Linked DNA regions of Mus musculus: region 1 is linked to region 2. A link is a loop called in an ENCODE intact Hi-C map of the cell type or tissue named here. Cell type or tissue: left cerebral cortex. All regions are shown on one strand. Each heading gives the region's core, and the rest is flanking DNA. Links, peaks and the distances in the headings are about the cores only. Region 1 holds the start of Tal1 (T cell acute lymphocytic leukemia 1). Region 2 holds the start of Dmbx1 (diencephalon/mesencephalon homeobox 1).

Region 1 (11,365 bases), core at 1,482-9,481, 880 kb before region 2:
TGATGTCTTTTTTTTTTTTTTTTTAAATCTACAGAGAGGCTAGAGAGATGGCTCAGTGGTTAAGAGCATTGGTTGCTCTTCTGGAGGACCTGGATTTGATTTCCAGTGTCTATATGGTAGCTCACAAACTCCTGTTTCAGAGGAGCTAATGTGTCTGCCTTCTTCTAGTCTCTGGATACAGTACATAGACATTAATACAGGCAAAACCAGGGACCACACCCTTAAAAATGATTCCCCTTCTCAAGAAGTGTTCAACTGTCAATAGCTCTTCAGTTAGCGGTGAAGGCTCATGAACACCCCCACACACACACACACACACACATACACCTACCTTCTGGCTAGAATCTTGACTGGCTTGATCCTGAGCAGGCAACCACAGCTGTGAGTTGGTCCTTTTCTGACCAGAAGGTAGTCACTCTGGTCTTCCTTAACTGCTCTTACTATCTTTTTCTTCTTTTCTTCTCTTCTGCTTCAAGGCAGGGTTTCACTATGAACCCGTGGCTGGTGGCTGACCTGGCTCTCTATACCAGGCTGTCTTTGAATTCGTGGGTGTCCACCTCCCTCTGCCTCCCAAACACCACCATGTGTCCACCATGGTCTCACTCACATAGCCCAAACTGGCCAAGAATTCTGCTATTTTTGCCCTTATCTTTTGGATTACAACAGCCAGTTTCCACCATCATAGAAAGAAAAACCCAGATACTCCTCAGCCCATTGGGTTCCTACAATGTACCTATGGGCTTCAATGTCAAACTTCTTTCAAATCAGGCTTCTGTCCCTCACTAGAAATTTAATATTGAGTTATTGACACAGCCCTGTCACCCCCTCCCCCCACTGTTTTCTCACCTATAAATTAGGAATAATAAAAGCACCAATGGGGAGAAGTTGGATGAAGGGGGAAAAGTATCACTAAAGCACACTATTATTCAAAGGTGCCCTAATGATATCCAATTGTATGGTATTTAAAAAATAAAAAATAAAAGCATTACGAAACCGGGTGTGGTGGTGCATGCCTTTAATCCCAGCATTCCAGAGGCAGAGACAGGTGGATCCCTAAGTTCGAAGACAGCCTGGTCTACAGAAAGAGTTCCAGGACAGCCAAGGCTACACAGACAAACCCTATCTCAAACAAAACAACAAAAACCAAAAAGAGAAAGAAAAGAGCTAATTTAGAATTTTCTCATTTATACACCTGCTTATTTTTATTTTTGCAGTGCTGAGAATTGAGTCCTTGGCCTTGCACAAGATTGGCAAGCCCTCAAACTCCAGTCCTTAGGGATATTTAAGGAAAATCAAACTGTATAGTGCAAAGAAACAATGTACTAAGATTAAAGAGTGTGTTAAGGAACATGGGGGCTTGGGGATGGGTGGGGGGGTGTTCTGCTTTCATCCTGAAACCAAGCTTAAGGGGCATTTTCATCTCTCTATTGATATCTGTTCTGTCCCCCTATAGAGTCTTTTATCTTTGAGCAATTCCAGTTTTAGAGCGGTCAGGGGCCTGTGCTGATGAGGGTCAGCGAGGAACTGGGTGTTGAGATACGGAAAAAGGAGAAACAGACACTCTGGCTTTGGAGAAGACAGGAGAAAGAATGAAGAAGGGAGGGTTGGTTGGGAATGGGTCGGGAGACACGGTGGTCTTAAGAGGCTAGACAACGGCCAAAGCCGCTGAACGAGCATCTGGGAGGCGGAGATCCGAGTCGGGTTGTTTGTAGGGAGCGGGAATCCCGAGGGGCCAGGGGTGGGGAACGGGCGGAACCCGCCGGGTCCCAACGTGAGCGCTCAGCCCTCTCCTCTGCGCATTCCTGGGCCATCCCAGCGCCGCAACCCGTCCCCGCTCCCTCCGGAGAAATTGCCAAATTAAAATGAATCATTTGGCCCATAATGGCCGAGGCGCTTATCGGGGGCGGGCGGGCCCGAGGCGGCTCCTTATCTCGGCGGCGCACACGGCCGGCGCTAACGAGGCCGCGGGCGGGAGCGGGATTAGAGCGCGCGGCGAGGCGCGGGCGGGGGCTGCCCAACATGGCCACGCACACCCCCAAGGCGCAAAACGTGAGCGTCCCGGCCTTCTTCCCAGGGCCGGGAGACAGTCGCCTCCCGTGGAATTGCCCGTCCGTTTCCTCCGTCTTTCCCCATGCGCACTCCAGCCTCGGCTCCCTCTCCCCCGTCTCTTCCCGGGGGGCACTTTCCACGACGCCCCTCCGCTGCCCCTCCCGCCGGGGAGACTCTCTTCCTTCCTTCCCCTTTTCCCCTTGCGCAATAGACAGAAAAGCGCAAGGCGCTGGCGGCTTCCATTGCTTCTGGGCGGTGTGTGCGGGCGGCCGGGTTGAGAGTGCTTGCGTGAGCGGCAGGCTGCGGTGGCTACTCCCCGCGTGGGCTTTTGGCGATAGGTCGTGTGCGGGAGTGTGAAACCCTGCGCTGTCTGGGTGTGGAGATTCCGACCTCTCTGCGTTTTATTCGTTGTATGTAAATTGCCCTGTTTCTTTTCTCCACAAGGTCGGTCTGGTGTATCGCAGTGTGTGGCCTTGGACAAAGTGTTAGGCTGGTTTCGTTATGTCGGGCGGGTGTGATCCTCACCCTGTGAGGTTGTGTGTCTGTGAGCGTTTGCGTGTGACTGATGTCGCTGTGTCATGTTGGACAGTATGCCGGTCTGCCTACACCGGCTTGTGGGACAGAGCTAGCTCGTGTTCATCTGCTTCCCTCCTCTGGGCCTGGACCATGTGTGGTCCTGTCCAACAAGAGTCCTATGCCTGTGTGCCTGTGTCCTTTAGAGGTGCGTTTGCAAATCGCTGGGGGCGGGAGTGGGGGGAGGGCGAGCGAGAGATCGAGGCGCTGGTGGGGGCGTCAGCATGGGGGCGGGGAGTGGGATTTCACATTTTATTCCAAATTATGATGTATTCGGGAGCCAGTGTTGGCTCGGATGGGCGGACAGAGCCCAGTGGGCGGCAGCTCTGTCCGGAGGCTGTCTGTGCCTTGGTGTTGCGGGGGTCCCCTGGTGTGTGCGGGGGGAATCTTCTAATCTGGAAGATGAGCCGCGCTCGCTGAGGCCAGCGTCTTCCCGCCCGCAGCGCCAGGCCTGGATTCGCGCTGCCCCTGGGTTTCGCCTATTTCTGGTCAGTTTCGCGGGTGCGTCCGCGGTGGTTGGGAGAGGCTGGGAAAGACAATGGGCACATTTTCCAGGTCTGGTGCCAGGGGTGGGGGTCCTCGGGATCGTCCCGGGGGACATTTTCTCAGTCCCTTTCCCATCCCGGTCCAGTCAGACCCCCTAGCAGGTTAGCTGCCCTTGGAGTCCACTTACGTTGGAAGGACCGCTTCAGGGCCACCTTAGCTGGACAAGAAGGATCGCGTTTTCCCCTTTTACTGCGATTGTTAATACCTTCGTCATCATCACCATCACCCTTAATATCCGCTTTTAATTAAAACAATCGAACAAAAAGCTCACCAGTTCTACCCTTTAGCTTCTTTGGAGGGAGAACAAAGCAGTCCTGTCCTGTCTTAGGCCCCTCCCTAGCTGCTTTTTTTTTTTTTCCCCTAACTTGCCAGGTTTGGGGTAGGGAAAGAAAATGAAGAGGTAGTCAGAATAAAGAGTCACTCCATAAAACAAACATTAGCCTCAAGTAACAACGGGAACGAGTGTATTCCCCGCGTCTCCCCTCCTCTTCCCTCCTTCTCTGGATTAGCAAGGAGAAAGAAAACCTCCCGCACTGAATTGAAAGCCAGGGAGGAGGCAGTTCTGAGCTTCCGCCAAAGCCGCAGCGGAGAGAAGGAAGCCTTCGCAATTAACCCAAGACTTCGATGTGCCATTGGGCGGTGGACATCTCAGGCAAAACAATTAAAAAAAAAAAAGGAGGCGAAAAATAAAAGCAAACGAAATCCAGCTACCGCTCTTGGAAGTGGCGTCGGTCTGCTTTGGCCCGTCTTTCCTTTTGCTTTGTTTATCGCTGCGAAACAGTATAAGAGGTGTAAGAGTTAACTCTCATCTACTGCCAGTCAAAACCCCGAAAGTCGAAAATCTTTTGCAAAGGTGGTGGAAGAAATGGTGAAATACCTTCCTTTATATCTCTGCATCCATTAGAAAGAAAACAAGGGACCCAGCTAAAACAGATAGAGCTCTCTCTCTCTCCCTTTCATCCCTGCAAGGGAAATAGGATCTTTGGAAACAGGTTCTGCCTTGTCCTGGGCAGGAACTTGAAAGATGGGGTCATGAGGAGTATGGGACCAGGGCTCCCAGGTTCTGACCCAGCAGCCAGGGCCTGAAAACTCTTGGGTTTTTGTTGTTGTTGTTGTTGTTGTTTTTGTTTTTGTTTTTGTTTTTCCATCCCGTTCTCTCCACCCTCGTCAAATAGAGAATTACATCTTCCTGCTCTGGCTAAGCCTGGGCTAAGGTTGTGGGGGCAACCCGCATAGAGACGTCCATGCTTAGAAAACAAATTCGGCCATACTGAATTAGACAGATCCGTTAGAGGGTTCGAACACGTTCTGGGCAGCCTGCCGGAGAGGCTGTTGTTGTTGGACTAAGTAGTTATTCCTGATTGGTCAGGTGTAAGGTTCTTCTTCTTTTTCTTTTTTTAATTCGGGATGTGTTTGGGGGAGGGTGGGCTCCAAACACCTGCAAGTTGGAGGCGGAAAGCCATTTGCTATTCTTTGGGATGGCGGGGCACACGAGGTAATTCCCAGTCATTGACCCCCCATTTTCTCTCTCGCCCTCCCTCTTTCTCTCCACCCCCATCTTTCCTGGAAACTCGCTTTGGGCGCGGCAGACCGCGCAGGACCTCACGGCAAGCTAAGTAACTGCTGGTCTCTCAGCGAGAGCCGGGAAACCCAGCTTCGGGGTCCTACCTCGACCCCTCTCCAGCGGAGGAGTGGAGGTCCTAACCAGCCGAGTAGGTCTCTCTAAATATGCCCCAGGTTAGTTGCGGCCTGGAGTCTGGGGTGGGGTGGGTGGAGGAAGGGGGGTAATGTCTGTGGAAACAACAGTATTCTGGGTTGTGAACTGGGGGGCGGGGGGGGGGAGACGACTTAGAACTGAGAAGATTGGTGGGGGTGGGGGTGGGGGTGGGAGAACCAACCTAGACTAAGAACCCGGGATCTGACTGCCACTAAGCTGCCTCAGGCCTCCAGCAGGGCTCTTTCCTTTTTCCGGCCTTGGATAAAACAAGCTGGTTGGATTATGTCCTCCAGGCCGCTCCCATGGTCCCGGTTCCGAGCACATTTCACAAGGCCGGTAACTTTATTGTGGCTATATCCGGATGGCGCAGGAGCTCCAGGCACGAATAAAAGCAGCCAAAGCCACCCTACTAAGGCCTAAGGCCTAAGAAGCTGTGCTGGAACGCATTTCCACTCGAGTGGTGGCAGAGATAGTGCATTGCTCACTGGCGGATTAGGTTTTGGTGCAGGCTTTGTGTTTCTCCACTGTGTCTTGCGCATATGAGTGTGGAGGGATGGGAGGCCAGCCAAGTCTAAGGCCAACACTATTTCTTTTAAAAATAAGTGGATTAAAAAAAATCTCCAAGCTATGATTTGGGGCATTAGGAGTTGCTGGAGAAGATGCAGTGCCTCCCAGAAAGGAGCTTTCTGGTTCCCCTTTTCAGGTGTATTGTCACCTGCTGGCTGGGGCAACTGGAAGGTGAAGATGAGGTTGAGGCTGTAACCTGGGTCTCGGGAAGCACAAAGAGCTGGGATGGTCGAGTGCTCCTGTCTAGCCTGAGCCCCCTCCCTTTCCCATTCTCCCTTAATAAAAACAATTGCATAAAAGCTGTTAGTGTTAACCCCTGGGCTGCTGTGCGGGTGGGGGTGGGGTTGTGTGTGATCCTGGTCTTAGGAGGTTTACCTGAGGTCCAGGAGCTGAGCATGGAGAATTCTACTGGAAGCCTTGGATATTTATAGCATCTGGAGGGTCAACTCATCTAGAATATGTGTCCCCTTTGGCCATTGGGAACCTGATTCAGTCATTGCAGCAGAATTGATCAGGGAGTCAGAGGGGAGCTCTGGCTCAGTTACTGTAGTGTATGTTTGTCATTTAGAAGCTGGGACTAAAACAACTGGTCATTGAAAGCACACAGATGGTGTGCCTCAAGGTAGGAGGACAGCGTCTCTGGCTTGTGTATTTCACCAGAAGCTGGTTTATTTCTGATGCACTTCACTAGCAGGGAGGGAAGTCAGGATGGCTACTATACTTCTGGTTCATTTCCGGTGGTTGAGGTATTCTCTGTATATAGACCTTTTGTCTCCACTCTAATTGTGAATTCAATCTCAGTGAAGCATTACAGACCCATATTGGCTTTGCAGCTTGTGTGTAACAAGTGTTGGGAGATTTGTTGTTTCCTGACTGGGCTAATCCCCGAACATCCAGTGTTGCCTGAATTGCAATCCTTGGTTCCCATTTTGTGTCTGGCTGTACACCTGAGTTTTGGAGAAGGATGAAGAAGGTCCAATTTCCTTTTCGTAAGAGGAGGGAATCAGTTTCCCAGATAACTCTGGTCCAGAGCAGTGTAGTGGCCAAAAAGGTCCTCTATGTGTGCTCCATGTCGGTGGTTAGTGTCACATTTTTGTATTGATTTTCTGTTTTAAAACACCCCATTTTGGGCTAGTGAATTGACTCAGTGGGTTAAATTGTTGCTGTTGATCCCGACAGCTTTAGTTTGATCCCCAAGGCCCAGGTGAAAGGAAATCACTACTTCATGAAAATTGTCCTCTAACTTCAACATTTATGACTGTGGCATATGTACCTTTATATACAAATAAATAAATGGTAAAGTAATAAAAATTACAATACAACAAAATAACCCAATTATCTAATCTTGGGAGCAGCAATGTGATTTATAAAGCCTATTAAGGTGGTTATATATGTGTCTATACTGTGTGTATATGCACATAATACACACACACACATATGAGTATATATATGAGATAGGATCATGTGTAGCCCAGGCTAACTTCAAACTCAGGATTCTTTAACCCCCTTCTCAGGGCTGCATTTATAAGCATGTGCCCCCACAACTGATGAGTTCATTGTATTTCTATTTTTAAAATTAAAACAACTCACAAGTATCATCCAACTTTGGAGTCTTATAGATTGTGTGTCTGGCCTGTTGCTGGGTCAGATGCCATCTGAACGAAGCCAGGTGATGCAAGAACTCTCAAACTGATGGGAAATAGAGTGGATATGCTCATCTGGGGAGTATGGTTGGAGCCTAGGAATTTTCTGGGCTCCAGGGTCCATGTGAGACAGTAAAACAGTGAGATCCACGACTGGAGAGATGGCTCACTGGTTAAGAGCACTGACTATTCTTCCAGAGGTCCTGAGTTCAATTCCCAACAACCACATGGTGGCTCAGAACCATCTGTAATGGGATCTGATGCCCTCTCCTAGTGTGTCTGAAGGCAGCCACAGTGTGTGTGTGTGTGTGTGTGTGTGTGTGTGTGTATACATATACATATATATGTATATATATAATTTTTGCATATTAAATCTATAAAAAAAAAACCCAGTGAGATCCGAGTTCTGTGTATTGAGAATACCAAGGTGTATGGTGTGTGTGTGTGGGGGGGAAGAGGACACTTCATTGGAATAATTCAAGGAAGAGCTTTCTTTATATTTTCTCCATCAGGAGGGGAGCCCAGATTCTAGTGACTTCTGGAGCACTTTCCCAAGTCTTAAGAGTCCAGCTGAGCAGAATGGGGTGGAGTGTGAAGGGTAGTAGGACCAGAATCCAGGATTAGCTTCAGTCCTTGACTCCCTTTCTTATGATAGGGTAGCTACTTGCAGAATACAACGGTGGGTTTGCTTAGTGTAGGCTGCTTTCCTCTTGGCCGGGAATATTTCTGACATCCTTGGTTGAATAGAGCAGAGTTCTTGCAGCTTCCACACCCTACTTCACCACCATAGTCTTTCTGGGTGTATATTTGCAGCGCATGTGTGTAGCAGTAGATCGGGAGAGGGTTCCTATAGCACTGGACAGATTCCCCGCCAAAACCAAAAGGGGGGCGGGAAGGACACGCTTGCTCGGGGGATTAGTTCCCTCCCCTTCCCCTGTGGCCTAAGAAGGAGGGACTGGGTGATCTTTCTCTTCTCTGTGCATTTCCTTCCTCCTTTTTCCCGTCGATTTTTGTCTCTCTGCCTGTATTCCTTTTCTCCCAAGGTTTCTGCCATCTTTCTCCAGCACAATTCCTACCCTTGGACACTGTGCCTTCCGGGCTTGTCCCACCCTTTTCTTCCAATCTAGAGACACCCCCACATTGCTCCAGCTCCAGGCCTGCGGGCCTTCACGCCAGCAGGGTTGGGGTGTGCGTCCACGTGGTGCTGAGTTTGTCCTGTCCGCTTTTCAGGTTTCAGTGCGTGATCTCCTCTCTGCCCCTTACCCTGTTACAGGATGACGGAGCGGCCGCCGAGCGAGGCGGCACGCAGTGACCCGCAACTAGAGGGACAGGACGCGGCCGAGGCCCGCATGGCCCCCCCGCACCTAGTCCTGCTCAACGGCGTCGCCAAGGAGACGAGCCGCGCAGCCCCGGCTGAGCCCCCCGTCATCGAGCTAGGAGCGCGCAGCGGCGCGGGGGGCGGCCCTGCCAGTGGGGGCGGTGCCGCGAGGGACTTAAAGGGCCGCGACGCAGTAGCAGCCGAAGCTCGCCTTCGGGTGCCCACCACCGAGCTGTGCAGACCTCCCGGACCCGCCCCGGCGCCCGCGCCCGCCTCGGCTCCTGCAGAGCTGCCTGGAGACGGCCGCATGGTGCAGCTGAGCCCGCCCGCGCTGGCAGCCCCTGCCGGCCCCGGCCGAGCGCTGCTCTATAGCCTTAGCCAGCCGCTCGCCTCACTAGGCAGGTGAGCATCCCGGTCCCCTGCGGCGTTCTGGGTGCAGGCGAGGGTCGAGAGGAGGGGGTGGTGGCTTAAGATTCCAAGAGGAACGAGCCCAGAGACCAGAGTCTCTCCCGCAACCCTCCCGCTAGTGGGAAAGGGGTCCCCTGTGAGACAGACTGTCAGGAAGGACCGGTGGTCAGGGGACGACAGTTGTGTAGAAACCGGGGGTGGTCGCCTGCACTGTTGAGGGTGCGGGTCTGTGGGTGAGTGTAAAAAGCTGCAGAGGTTGCTGACTACTGTTGAGTAGGCGGGATTCTTTAATATGAGTTCTGGGCCAGTGTCTGAATGCCCCTCTGCAGCAGAGGTGAGGTTCGCCACAAAGGGTGAACTCTTCAGGAAGCTGCCGCGGTGGGTGGACAGGCTGGAGAGAAAGATCTAAGGCCGTTGCTGAGGGCAGCTCTTCTCAGCCTCTGCTAGGATGCAGTGAGCGACACTGTCATCCGCTCCTAATCCTTCTGTCCCTTACCTGCGTGGTTGGTCTCCTTGCTGGGCCCTGTGGTGAGGGAAGCTGAATGGCCAGCAGAGTGTAGGACAGGCGGTAGGAAAGAATTATAGGACAACACGATGGTAGAGCAGTAGGGAGCGCTGTCAAGGGTTGGTGAGTGGGAGGTGGGGGGTGGTGCCGATCTGTGATCAGAGAGTGATGGTCGGTGAGGTCTGAGGGGACAATGTGAGACCCTTTGTGGTGTGGGAGTTCTCTACTAGCACTTCCATCCCTCACGTGTTGTCCTGTGTAGGTACTTGTCTCTGAGCAAAGGTCTACCAGGATTGAAGGAGATTTTGTGTGTGTGTGTGTGTGTGTGTGTGTGTGTGTGTGTGTGTGTGTGTGTACTTCAGCACAGGAATACGCCGCCTTGCCCCTCCCATTTATGTATTGTTCCATATATTCACCCTCTTCGCTTCTGTGAATGCATGCATACTCAATTCAATCTGCATTTTAAGTGTGCAGGAGCAGGGGGTGCCTTAGCAGGAGGGGACTGAAGACACACAGGGAGAATCCATCTAAGGAGTCTTTTTGTCTTTAACCTCATTGTGATCTACCTTCTCTTTCCATAGTGGGTTCTTTGGGGAACCGGATGCCTTCCCCATGTTCACCAACAACAACCGGGTGAAGAGGAGGCCCTCCCCATATGAGATGGAGATTTCTGATGGTGAGTCTGCACCTGTCCCTTGTCACTGGTTAGAACCATCTGCAGAGGAGAGCACAGAGGCAGTGAGGTGATCTCACAGAGTTGAAAATGCTGGCTTGGAACTCCAAACTGCCAGAAGTCTTCACCCTGGAGGCGAATTAGGACTGGCACTTAAGCCACACCTGTAGAGTCAGCCACGGGTAGTTCTCACTTTAGGCTTGCTCCCTGCACTTTGTCAAGGATCCAGGAAGGGTAGAAATATTTCATGTCCCCAGTGCCAATGACTGACCCACAGAAAGTCCCTCAACTGCATCTTGAATTTCTGACTATACTCGTGCCCATTAATGGTTTTTTTTTTTTTTTTTTGCCAGCTCTCTCTATTATGAGACCCCTCCATCACTCTTCCAGTCTGGTCTGAGACCAAGAGTGGCTTATAGTGCCACAGGGGAAACACACACACACACACACACACACACACACACACACACACCTAGGGGGACTCAGCATTCGTTGAATATTCTTTGGCTTGGATGAGTGGAAATTTAGAGCCCTACCTACTCCCAAAGTTAACTTGTTGGTGTCTGGGCAGGAGGGTGGTTTCTGCAGGCTGAGGGACTCTGGCCAAATGTGGGGATTCTAAGTGCTGTTGTCTGTCTGGGGCCCCAGGAGGAAGTGTGTTGAGGCATGTAGAGAGCTGGGACCAAGGCTGGGAGCCTTTCGAGGGTGTATGTGTGGAACTTGGGCTTCTAAAGAAGATTCTAGAGAGGAAGGGGCTGATTCTGACAATACAGAAGAGACACCAGGAACCACAACAGCCCAGAGTACAGACATAGAACTAAGAGGAAGATCCACTGGTGGGTGCTTCTAGATGAGAGAGGGTTCTCCAGCTCCTGATAGGTTCTGCAGTAGATGCTTCTCACGCCTCTTTCTCTGCCTGTCAGAAAGCTGTCAGGGAACAGTAAAGTTGTGTCCAGCCAACACTGAGATCTTCTCCGCATAGGAGTTCTGGGACTCATCCACAGCCTGACTCCCAGTACCAACATACTGCTAACAGCCATTAGTCACCCCAAGGGTGTAAAATAAGGTGGTGACGGCTATCATTGCTGCCATTTGTTAGACGCTTATTGCATGTATCAGATGACTTTTTTTGTATCCTTGGTCTTTACGTAATTCTCAACACAAACCCACCAGGTTAATTTTGCTTCTATTTCACAGATGGAGAAATTGAATCAGAGAGGTTAAACAGCCTGCTCAAAGCTGCAGAGCTAAGTCCTAGACCATAATTATAGGTCTTATGCTTTGGAATAAGTTTTGATTTCCTCCCTTCCCTCTAGAGTCTGTCTGTCTGTCTCTTATTGTGACAATGATTCTAATGTGCCCTGTC
Region 2 (11,365 bases), core at 1,470-9,469:
ATCCCCAGATCTGTCATTGCGAACCTTCCCAGCGCCCCAATTTTTAAAATCTAAATCAGGTACTCAAAGGTGGTGGAAGCCCTGGGACCAGCCCCATCTTTTCCTTACCAGGCACATGATTCTTCCCCACTACGTTTCCCACTAGGAAATGGGGGCAACTCATGAATCAGTGTGGCTAAGACCACAGGGAGTAGCCAAGGAGACAACCTAAAGAGAGAGGTAAGAGGTAATGGCCAGAAGTGTGGTGTCATTTGCTTCTTTTGTGTAAGAGCTTGGAGGTCTGGGGCACAGTCACTTCCCTCAGACCCTCACTCCCCGTGTCATCGCCTTTGCACCACTAACCCTTTAGTAAACATTTCATCTTATTTCTATTGTCCATCTCTCAGTCATCTCTGGAACCAGTCAAGGCCAGATTTTTCTTGAAAAGCATATTCAAATTCTCCGCTGCTCCTCACTAGCCCACTGCACCATTACCCTACCGCCAGCCAAGGAGGGATTGTTCCCCAAAGCCACTATGCCATTGCCTCCTGCTCCTCTGGGAATATTGTCTCCTCATCAGCATCACTTGAGAACTCATGGTCCTTCTTCATATTAGGTTTAGTAACCTTCCTTCTCCAGGACGCCTCTCCAATGCTCTAGGTAGAGTCGGGTGACCTCTTTACATTTCTGTCACAACTTTACTTCAACAAATTATATAGTTTCCCATTTGCCTGTGTCTACCAAATAATCACAAGTTTTACCAACCATGCTTGTAGATACCTGTTGATACAAGTTATATAATACTCTCTACAAGTAGAGAGAGTTGGGGGTTCGGGGGTGGGAGATAGGGCTTAAGGCAACCTGGCCTGTCAACCCCTGGAGGAGCTCAGTAGCTCAGAAGTTTACATACATGTTTTTGAATCCTCACTACAACATTGTAATTCCCACTTACTGATTAAAAAAAAAAAAAAGCCAAGATACAGAGAGGTGAGATCACCTGCCTGCCCAAAGCCACATAGCTAAGCAGCTTAAGCAATGTGGAATCCAAGAAATTTGACTCCACAATGTGAACTCAATATTCATCAGAGTTCTAAGTCTGGCCAATATGAGTTCCCTCTATCTCAAGGTCTGAATTCCCCAGCTGGTACTTGGTTCCCAGAATGCAACACAGGGAGTATCTGGCATCGATTCCACAAATAAACGTGGAGCCACTGTTTGGCCTACAGTGCATTTCCGTGTGGTGAGTTGCAGTGTGAAGGTTCAGGTTATATAGGCGTTATAGCTGCGTGGATGCTCGTGTGAGAGGAAACAGCTGAGACAGGCAGGAGAAGAACTTGGAGCTCAGAGCAGTGAACTGGTGGCCTGGCTCCTCCTTGTCCCACCCCAGCAGGGAAAATCCACAGTCCCCACCAGATAAACATCAAGCCACCTTCTGGCCGTTGCTGTTGAGGTAGCGGGATCCCAGCCATCCTCACTGTGGAGCAGCCTCCAAAGTGATCCTGGAGTTGGAGCCAAAAAAGCACACATGTGGGATTGAGGTATGGCTTTAGCAGGGTCAGGGCAGGAGAGGTTCAGGCACGCTGCACCAGAAAATTGCTCAAAGGAAACCCTGACCAGCCCTCTCCGCTCAGGGGGTGGAGGCAGGAGAAGGATGGGGATGTGTCTCAGGATGACCTAGCCTGCTGCCCCCAGAGAAGCTCAGTCTCTTAAAGTTCCCTACACACACTGTTATCCATTAACATCCAATTATTCCTCGGTCCGAGCCATTAATTATAAATCAGCCGCTAATTGGGGTAATTAGCCCCCCACAGGCTAATGGGCCGAGACTGTGAGAGGCCCTTTTGCCTACAGTCCTCGATTTTCTGAGGTCCTTAATGTTTAGGGTGCTAAGAAGTCGGACGGCTGAAATTTAAAAAAGAAAAGAAACAGCGAAATGCGACTGTGGGAGGGAAAATGAGAGAGAGAGAGAGAGAGAGAGAGAGAGAGAGAGAGAGAGAGAGAGAGAGAGAGAGAGAGAGAGAGATTTACTGACGTTTTGGTGTTCTCAATTATGGTCAAGCTTCCGCTCTTGAGGGCGGGTTGGCAGACTTGACCTCAGTCTCTGCGAGTAACTCCAGGTCTAGAGATAACTGCTTGACTCTGTGCTTCCTGTGTCCTCTCTCAAAGAGGCAAAGAGAGCGGGAGACCAGGGGCATGGCACGACTGTGTTGGAACCGAGGACCGGGTCAGATATCCCGCTGTTCCTGGGCAGAAAAGACTGCTGGGCTCGACGGGTTTGCCCAGACCGGGGAGTACCGCAGGCGTGGGCCGGGCCGCTCTGGCATCATGCAGACCCAAGACCCAGAGCAGTCACTGTAGAGTCTCTCTGTGGAGAAGGTTCTCCTGACTGTAGAATACCCTCTTGGAGAAGGTAACTCAAGACATCTGGTGGGGATTCGCGGCAAGGGTCTGTGGTGCTAGTACCCAGCACGCGATTCCCGCACTGCACGCAGATTCCTGTTGGGATGGACCAGTCGGCAGCCAAACCCTGACAGCTGGGGCGATGGCGCTTAGATGGGGGTTGGAGATCGAGTGAGCTCCGGTGACCTAAGGGCATATGGTTGCGGCGCGCTTAGAGCCGTTAAACAGAGGCGGGAGTGACCGCGACAGGAAAAAGCCAAGTGTGCTGACCGGGCAGCTAGGGCCGCTCTTCCTTTTGCTTACAGAAACTGGGCTAAAGCTGGAATGAGGGTTCTGCCGACTCATATTGACAACCAGGCAGGAGGACCCCAGCTCAACCAAATGAAGTGTTGGAAAACCAGACGGATAATCAAACCGAGGGGGGGAGGGCAGCGGGAGGAGAACCCAGCACAGTAAGTACCCTTTGACAGGAGGTGAAACGGAGACTCGCTCAAGGTCAGGGATGAGGGGTACTCAAAGCAGGAGGAATTTGGAGGCCAGAACACAACACAACCCAAAGCTCCTCATCACCCCTCCCACTTCGCCAGCCTGCCCGCTCCTAATGGCCGTGGCGTCGCCCGCGGCCTTGATTAGATATTTATTGCTGTCATTTACATGGGCACCGCGGGGCGGCCGAGCGGGACGTGGGGAAGGGACTGAGCCAGGGAGGAGGGGGTGTGGAATGGGAACTCGGGCAAGGCGGAGAGTGCCTCCTCCAGGACTATGGCTGGGTAGAAGGGTAGGGTGCCTCTGCCAGGCTCCGGAGAAAGACAGAAATGGAGGGCGGACAAAAAGTTAGGCTCCGATGCCCTTGGGCTGTCAAGGTGAGGTCCCAAGTCCGGGCTGTCTCTCTGTGCCCAGTCGCCCCACGGGTTATCTGCGAGTGTCGGTGAAGGCTTAACCTGGGAGTGTGTGACTGTGTCTACCAGGGGATACTGAGAATTTGTGTCTAGATCTTTCTGCCTGTGTGACTTCAGTGTGCCAGGTCACTATAAGCCAGGAGTTCCACTCGGTGTGGCAGTCAATGTAGACTAACCCCTTTCTAATACAGGGAAGTGGGGGGGGGAGCACTACGTTATTTGGGGAGTGGGATTGCTGCAGCAACTGGATCTAGTTTTCCTCTTGCTTTCAAAGTCTGCTAGGAGCCCCAGCAATCCTTCCGGATCTGTGGATCTGTCGCTCCCCAACATCCCAGGCACCAAAATATCCTCAGCCAAAGCCAGGGCCCAGTACTCATTTCAGATCTAGCATGCCAGCCAGAGGTTCGGTGGAAACCCCCCTCCCAGCTCAGTCTCTGTGTGTTCAGACCACAAGCCTAACTCCAGTTACCTATTTTAAGCAGTGAATTTTGCTACCATGTGGAATCATAGTAACTTGAAAATAACAGAGAGGATTATCAAGGGGTCCCACAAGCACTCACCCGTAGCCCAGGAAACTGACCCCTGAGCCAACAGAGCCATCCTAAAGCTCACTTTCATTTGGCCTTCGCCTGGGACGGGTTTCCAATTCTTCGAACCTTTGCCCTTCAGTTCCACTTTCGACTGTGCAACCAAGTTCCTGCGTCCTTGCAGGAGTCTGTGCCCCTGAGGCCTGACGGGATGAGGTAAGGTGACCATCCCGTCCTGAGTTGCGGTGCTTTGCTTCTTATCCAAAGACTCCAACGTAGAGGAGAGAAATTGGAGCAAATTATCTGGATAATTTGCTCTCACTAGGCAGCAAATTTTACTTTTTCCCCCCTGACCACCCACCCACATACATAAGCACAGCTGGTTAGGGAAGAAGGGTAATAGAAACTTATCTTTAGGGGAGAGTGCCTTCCCCCTTCTAAAACCTAGATATGCAAGAAAATGAAGCGCGGATTCAAAAAATAAATAAAAAGAAAAAGAAAAGGAAAGAAAACTGAAAACAGAGCTCACTGCAACCCACTTAAAACGGATAGGCCACAGAATTTCCTTGGCCAGCGCCCTATAGAGAGAGCCAACCCGCCTGCGACGCACAGGATCCCTGGCACGGCACAAAAGAAGAAAATGACACGTCTCCCACTCCCACCTTCGCGAGGACAGACCGGGAGATTCTACAATTTCCACAACTACGCCTGCAACCTCAGTGGTGCGAAAACAGCCTGTTTGCCCCAAGGCCTATCCAGTAAGTAAAGCCCTCAGCTCTCTGCGACGTCCCCAAACCCAAGTTGCCTACAGAAAACCAGTACTAGTCCAGAAGACCCCTGGCCTCCCGTCCGTCCGCTTTTTTCTAAAACGAAAAAGTCCTTCTACCGCCCCAGGCAGAACCCTCGCTGAGGCTACACTAGAGGCCCCGCGGATTCCCAGCTTTGGAATGTTCCCAAAAAGGGAAAGGCGAAAGGCCCGGCCTCTAGATACAATTCTCCCAGAGCCTAGCCTTGGTTTCTCCGACAAGTCACTACACAACTGCACCACCGAGAGCCCTCAGCCCCCTACCAGGATTTGGTCCCCAGATTGATAGGAATTTGAGGAAGAAGATGTTTTCCCCCTAAGTGCTCTAAAGGCACCGCCCGGGCCTTGGAGGCCCCTGATCAGGGTCTGGGAACTTAAGAAACTTCAGCCAAGATCCAGAAAGGTCCATTAGAGGCCCTAGCTTGTCGCCGTCCAAGATGGGTTATGGCCACCGGAATGAGAGGCCCAGAGAGGAGAGACCCTGGCAGAGCCCTTCATTTTTTGATCCCTGCCTCCCAAACGCCGCCCCAGCCTGAATTCCCTGCTGGAGTTCGCCCGCTCCACGCCAGCTCCACGCCAAAACAGGCCGTGGGAGGCCAAACGAATTCCAGAGAACTAAGGCCGTTGCGGACCAAAAACCCACCTGAAAGATCCTAACCTGAGGTCGTGTCTACGAGGGCAGAGGCAGGCTAAGCGCCAAACCACCCCGGCCAAATAATTCGTGTAAAGTCGCAATCCCAGGAGACAAGGAGCCCTAGGTAGCCAGAAAGGATGAATTCTGAGCTAAATCCCAGTATTGCGGGGTACTCGGGAATAGGGACGCTGGGAGGTGTAGGTGGCCCTGCGGGATCCCGGGCAAGGAACCTGGGCGGAGGACCGCGCCCCCTCTCCAGCCTGGGCCGCGGGCTGCGTGACGCCTCGGGGCGCATCTGCTCTGCATTACCCTGACTACCCACCCCCCACCCGCCGCCCCCTTCCAAACTGAAAAAGGATTTGTCTCCGCTTAATATCCAAACCTTTTTTGTATTTATTTTTTTTCAGGGGCGAAGTAATATCTTCCAAATGAGGCAAAACCGTGACGGATCCGAAGCGTTCTCTGCGGGTGCCTGCGTCTCGCCGGCCGAGGCTTCCGTCTCCGCCTCAGCGCTTTTCTACCCACGACTTGCCCTCCTTTCTGCCTCGGAATTTCTAGTTCTTTCCTTCTGTCGCCCTGGCTTCGTGTCCGACCCTGGGGATCGCTCCGCTCCCTCTTTCTCCCCATGGAGCTCCCTCCTCCTGCCTCGGATCTCGTCTCCCCTAAGGCTTAAGTGTCTGTCGCCTTCCAAGTCTCTCACCCTCTTCAAACTTTCCGATCCGCCCACCGACTCCCAGACTACAGGACCGCAAACGAGGAGAAGGTCCCCGGAGCTGACCGCCCGAGCCCTCCCAGTCCCGCCGGGTCCCAGGCCGCTCCTGGCTGCACCCCGCCAGCCCCGCCCGCTCGCACCTGGTCTCCTTGGCCCGCGCCGCCGCTGCCGCTGCCATCTACGCGCGTCCGGGCTGGAGCTGGAGTTTTAAACCGCGTTTCCCGGGCGCAAGGCGCGGGGCCGCGCGCTCCCTACTGGCCCCTGTGGCTGCCAATCACACGCCACTCTCGCCCCGGCCCCGCCCAGCCCCTCTGGAACATCTACGCAGCTCAAGGCCTAGGCAGCCCGGGTCAAACCTTTAGAGGAACTAGGGACCCCGGCAGCGTCCATCATTTCCCCGAGAATATCGTTCCGTCATTGCTGGCTCTGGATCTTGGGCGGTAAAGCCGCAGGTCAATCCCTACGGAGTTGAGGAGTACTGAGAAACCTTCACCTAGGTCTACCTGGTCTCCCTTGACCTTGGGGTGCTCTGCGATGGCTTAAGGAGGGCTTTGTCTCCCTCCCCAGCTGTCACAACAAGGTTGAACTGGGCAACTGCATGCTTAAGCAACCGCAAGCGCAAGCGCGCGCGCACACACACACACACACACACACACACACAAACACTTCTGGTACCACAACACCCGCACGAACACAACCTGCACTCAGTACTCACCACCCAAGCTCAACCCATACAGGGTGGAACTTCCGACAGCAGGATGCTCTTGGAGAGAGTTGGGAGGCTGAGTCTGCCGAACTCACTTCTTCGTGCACATACAACACACATGCACCTGTCTCTGTCTCCGCGGGAGAGGGAGAGAGAAAGAGAAAGAGAGAGAGAGAGAGAGAGAGAGAGAGAGAGAGAGAGAGAGAGAGAGAGCAATGATTCACAAAGCGGAAAAATCCCTGGATAGGGTTTGAGGTTCTTGTCAGCCTCCTTCTCCTTCCAGGTGCAACTGATTCATAGGAAGAGGTCGTTATGCAGGAGGCTGTGGAACCAGAGAAGGCCTTGTGTGTCTGAGGTGTGTGCCAAGGGGTCAGGTGTCCCCGTTAATGTGGGAACCTTGTAGTGCAAGATTGGCTACTGTGGCCATGACTCTGTGGAAGCCTGGAAGGCTGTGTCTATACGACAGTGGTACCTGGAGAGAAGGGTGTGTGTTCTATGCTTGTGTGGTCAGTACTCTGTGCAAGGTGTCTTTGGCCTCAGTGGCTGGGACTAGAATGTGTTGTGTCTTTGTTACTGGTGCTCATGTAACCACAGTCCATGTGTAACTGTGGGATTTTCTTTGTGTGTTGGTAAAGAAGCCTTGTGTGATTTTTTCGGGTCAAGTGTAATCCAGGTGTCTGGACAGACAGGCAGCTGGATCCTAGTTCTGACATTGCTCAGGTCTACAAGCAAACTCTCTGGCCTAGCTCTGAGGAAGTGGGCTGTTTATTTTCTTGGGGGTTAAGGCATGGCGGAGGTTGCCATACTTAACAGTAGATTTTTAAATCCCAGGCTGAGTTGAGAGGGCCAGAAATGTTGGCCTTGGTGGAACAGAGGGAGCCACCAGCAGATTTAGAGGTTGGACCGATCTTCAACCCAGAGTTAGAGGCAGGGCGCCTGAGGGGAGGGGGAGGAGGCTCCAAAGAAAGGGAGGGGGGGCATAAGAGGATTAGGCTGCTTAGACCCTTCTCTCCCACCAGGATCCCCCACCCCCCACCTCAATGCTCCAGAAAAGATTTCTTCTGCCAAAGCAAAACCGTTTAGGCTCGATTTAAAGGGACAAAAAAAGCGGAGGCGGGGGCTTTAAATAACCTTTTAATTTCTCTTCAGGGATCTCGGACTAGTGCAGAAGGGGAGAGGAGAGAAGGAGAGGGAGGGGAGTGAAGGCCTGCCTCTTTGGCTTAGGTAATCAAGATTGCCACTGTACCTCCACCCACCTGCCCTTCACACACACACACACACACACACACACACACACACACACACACGCACATAGATCATCCTGAAGAAAACCATAGAGCTTTGCACACACATATATACTTATTCTGTCACACAACTCTGGGCACAAGTGCATACTACTTGATTAGGCCAGAAATAGTACTTCCCCTCCCCCATCCAATGAGAAACCTTGTTCTAGTGAGGCAAGTGTCTTCTGTCTTTATTCAGTGACCCAGCTATACTCACCCTGCCCTAGCTCCCCTCCTTGGACAGAACAGGGGACCACTGGGCAAGCTGAAGGGTAATGGCTCTGTGCTGAGGAGGACAAAGTGGTTGAGGATACCACAGATTCCGTGCTGCAGGCTGCAAGTGATGAGCATAGGACCCAACCAGGCACCTGCTTCTGGAAGGATCTGTTTGCCACAAACTCCAATTCCCCTTCCTATTCTTCTTACCCCAGGCTGCCAAGACCTCCATCCGTTCAGTCATCCCAGGTCTGTGTTAGTCAGGGTTCTCTAGAGTCACAGGACTTATGGGTAGTCTCTATATAGTAAAGGAATTTGTTGGTGACTTACAGTCTGCAGTCCAACTCCCAACAATGGTCAGCAACAGCTGTGAAGGGAAGTCCAAGGATCTAGCAGTTGCTCAGTCCCACAAGGCAATCAGTGGATGAAAAGAGAGTCAATCTTCCTTCTTCCAGTGTCCTTATGCAGGCCTCCAGCAGAAGGTGTAACCCAGATTAAATGTGTGTGCCACCACGCCTTTAATCCCAGGTGACCTTGAATTTAGAGATCTCCCGGTCTTAATCTTCTGGAATTCATAGCCACTATGCCCCAAGATCTCCATGCCAAGATCCAGGTCAGAAACTTGTATCTCCCAGTCTCCAGATTAAGATCACTGGTGAACCTTCCAATTCTGGGCTGTAGTTCATTCCAGATAGAGTCAAGTTGACAACCAGGAACAGGAATAGCCACTACAGTGGCTAAGTAGCCAGTATCATTCTCATTAAACAAGCTAAGCCTCATGCAACTCAAAATTCCAGACACCTGGAGAAGCCCACAGTGCCAGGCTAGACTTACCTTCAAAGGGCTTTCATACAAGGGGAGACCAAGGACAGAGGGAGCTGCTGTCACTCCATCACATTCCCACCCTCCACCCTGGTTTCCACAGACATTGTAGCCCAGGTCCTGGCTCCTGAGTTTATTGTGGATTGGGAAGAGGAGATACAAAATTCCAGATGAGCTCAACTGCTCAGATAGAAACTCAGGGAAAGAGAGTAAGGCTGGGGAAGGGGGCTGCGCCTTTTAGGGAGACCTGGAGTAGTGAGAAACTTGGCAAGCCACAATGTGGGGGGTCCTGCTGGGTTAACAAAGGCACTTCAAAAATGTCACTGTCTAGACAGAAACTGAGGAATAAAAATGGCTCAGGACCTTCCTCCCAAGTCTGCTCCTCTTAGCCTCCTCACCCACCCACCCACCTGCCCCAGGCTGTGGCTGAGACACCTTCAAAGAGCTTAAGAGAAAGGAATGCCGGGAAAAACTAGGACCCACCCCCAACAAAGTGACCTGGCTTCAGGGGTCGGGTGGGGAGGAGACAGTAGGTGTTGCATTGCTTATGTGTTTGCTCAATTCTTTAACCTGTTGTATATTATGAATATATACCCATTTATACACAAAGTGTGTTTCGATATATACATATGTGAACATGTAGGTTCTGCTTAAGTATACATGTATGTATGGGGGATGTTTCTAAATTAAACCAAGAAGGGGTGGTCAAGGAATGAGACCATTCAGGAACTGGGAGAAGTGAGTCCCTACAGGTTTCCAAGGACTCCAGGGATACTAGGTGTCTTTGTTGAAGTAAATTGAGGGGCCCAAGTCCCCCTAAACTCTTATCTGCGATCTCTGGGCTCCTGGATGTAGAGTAGCAACGACAACCTCAAAAACCCGCTCCCCCCACAGGCCATCCGAACACACACACACACACACACACACACACACACACACACACACACTGAAAGAGAACTGCAGCTCAGACCTCCTCCCATCCCATCTGCTCACTACATCGGGGGTTTGGAGTAGTTGGGAGTAGTTCGTGGGATGTAGCTAGTTAGCAAAGGTTACCCTAAAAAGCCTAACACAGGGCTACAACGGAGGCAGACTCGCACGGCTGACTGGAGGTTCTATCCCACTGGGGGGGGGGTGCATTCAAAGGAATCCAGGAGCATCCAGAGGAGTCAGAATTCTGGAGGCTGGGGTCCAGGTTCAGGGTGTGCAAGCGAGCGCGAGCAGCCTCTCTGTATCTCGGGCTCGCTCCCGCCCCTACGGCCCCGCGCTCCCCAGGGCAGTGGCTAGGTGGTGGGCGGCTTAGAGCTAATTCGGGAGTTAATGGCGGTGGCCGGGCCCCCTGCGGCCCCCCTCCACAGCCCACCCCAACCCCCGGGCCCGGCCGCGGGCCGCCCGCATCTGCGCCATCCACGGCGATTCATCATCTTGATCCATGGCGCGCGCTGACGGCGGCCCTGGCCGCGCTGACAAGACTAACAAAGCAATTTGCCACGAGCCATCTCCTGGACAGGTTATTAGCGCGGCCGCCGCTTAAACAGGCCTCCCTACCCCTTCACCCCCACTTCCCAATCCCAGCGCGGGGCAGCTACCTGCTCTGTCCCCTCCCTTCGACAAGCCACTGCCCCTGGTGCTAAAGATTCTCCTGTGTCCTCCAGGCTTTTCCATCCCAAATAACCCCCTCAACACACACACACACACACACACACACACACACACACACACACACACACCCACAGTTGCCAGTGGTCTTCCTTCGTGGTTAAACTGCTCCCTGCTCTACCTCACCCACCTCCAGAGCTCTCCAAATCTCCCTGAAACTCCTGCCCATCCCTGCCTCCCAACCTGATCTCCCGTACGATCAGAATTCCCTCCCTTCCTCTGGAACTTCTTAAACCCATCAGTCTCCCTAAATGTGTCTGTCTTTACTCCTTCAACCTCCATCAACAAGAGTTCGAAACCCCTATATATTTCCATGCAAGGGTACCCTGTACTACTTTTGAGTACCAAGTTTCCTCTGCCCACTTTGCCCCAGAATACCTCCTGTGGGAATGGTGGAGTGGCAGCTAATCGCATCCATCTAATGCCAAGTGGGGACTATGGAGCAGACACTTCTGAGCCGTTCAGGCAGAAGTCAGAGAGGTAGAAGGTAGGGAGAGTCCTGGCTTCTGTGAGGATGCCCTCATTGGGAAGATAGCAAATGGCCTTCTCTAAGAGACTATGGTGCCAGGAGAAACCGGTGGACTTTATGAGAACAGAGGCTCACAGAAATGCTGAGATCTGCCCTGGTACACACATCAGAATGAGGCAAAAGCATGTGGCCTTCCAGGTTTAGGCTTCATTTCTGGGAGCATCCCCTCTGGGAAGCAAAGAAGACAAAGA

What was found. Hi-C counts contacts between places; a loop is a spot of excess contacts. Peaks named below come from ENCODE experiments on the same cell type or tissue, not always from the same donor. Only the 100,000 strongest peaks of a DNase experiment are listed, where the experiment ranks them.
Region 1: it touches region 2 in a loop (5-fold over the local background); 9 of 42 quality-filtered maps call a loop at or near these places.

Annotation. Positions count from the first base shown.
Region 1 is chr4:115,054,762-115,066,126 of GRCm38, forward strand. It overlaps Tal1 (T cell acute lymphocytic leukemia 1), which reads left to right and starts at 3,050. Exons shown (of 5, transcript NM_001287388.1): 1 at 3,050-3,110; 2 at 4,758-4,905; 3 at 8,369-8,815; 4 at 9,908-10,002. The coding sequence starts at 8,370. It overlaps Gm33786 (a long non-coding RNA gene), which reads right to left and starts at 4,549. Exons shown (of 2, transcript XR_376559.3): 1 at 3,296-4,549; 2 at 2,861-3,148. It overlaps Gm52674 (a long non-coding RNA gene), which reads right to left and starts at 820. Exons shown (of 3, transcript XR_003955097.1): 1 at 332-820. In left cerebral cortex, for the core only: no CTCF peak of the experiment used is centred there; DNase peaks (open chromatin) are centred at 2,301, 2,526, 3,352, 3,630 and 3 more places; H3K4me3 peaks cover 3,977 bases; H3K27ac peaks cover 2,261 bases.
Region 2 is chr4:115,933,789-115,945,153 of GRCm38, forward strand. Dmbx1 (diencephalon/mesencephalon homeobox 1) reads right to left here and starts at 6,138. Exons shown (of 5, transcript NM_001025567.1): 1 at 6,097-6,138. In left cerebral cortex, for the core only: no CTCF peak of the experiment used is centred there; DNase peaks (open chromatin) are centred at 4,519, 5,192, 5,313, 5,798 and 1 more place.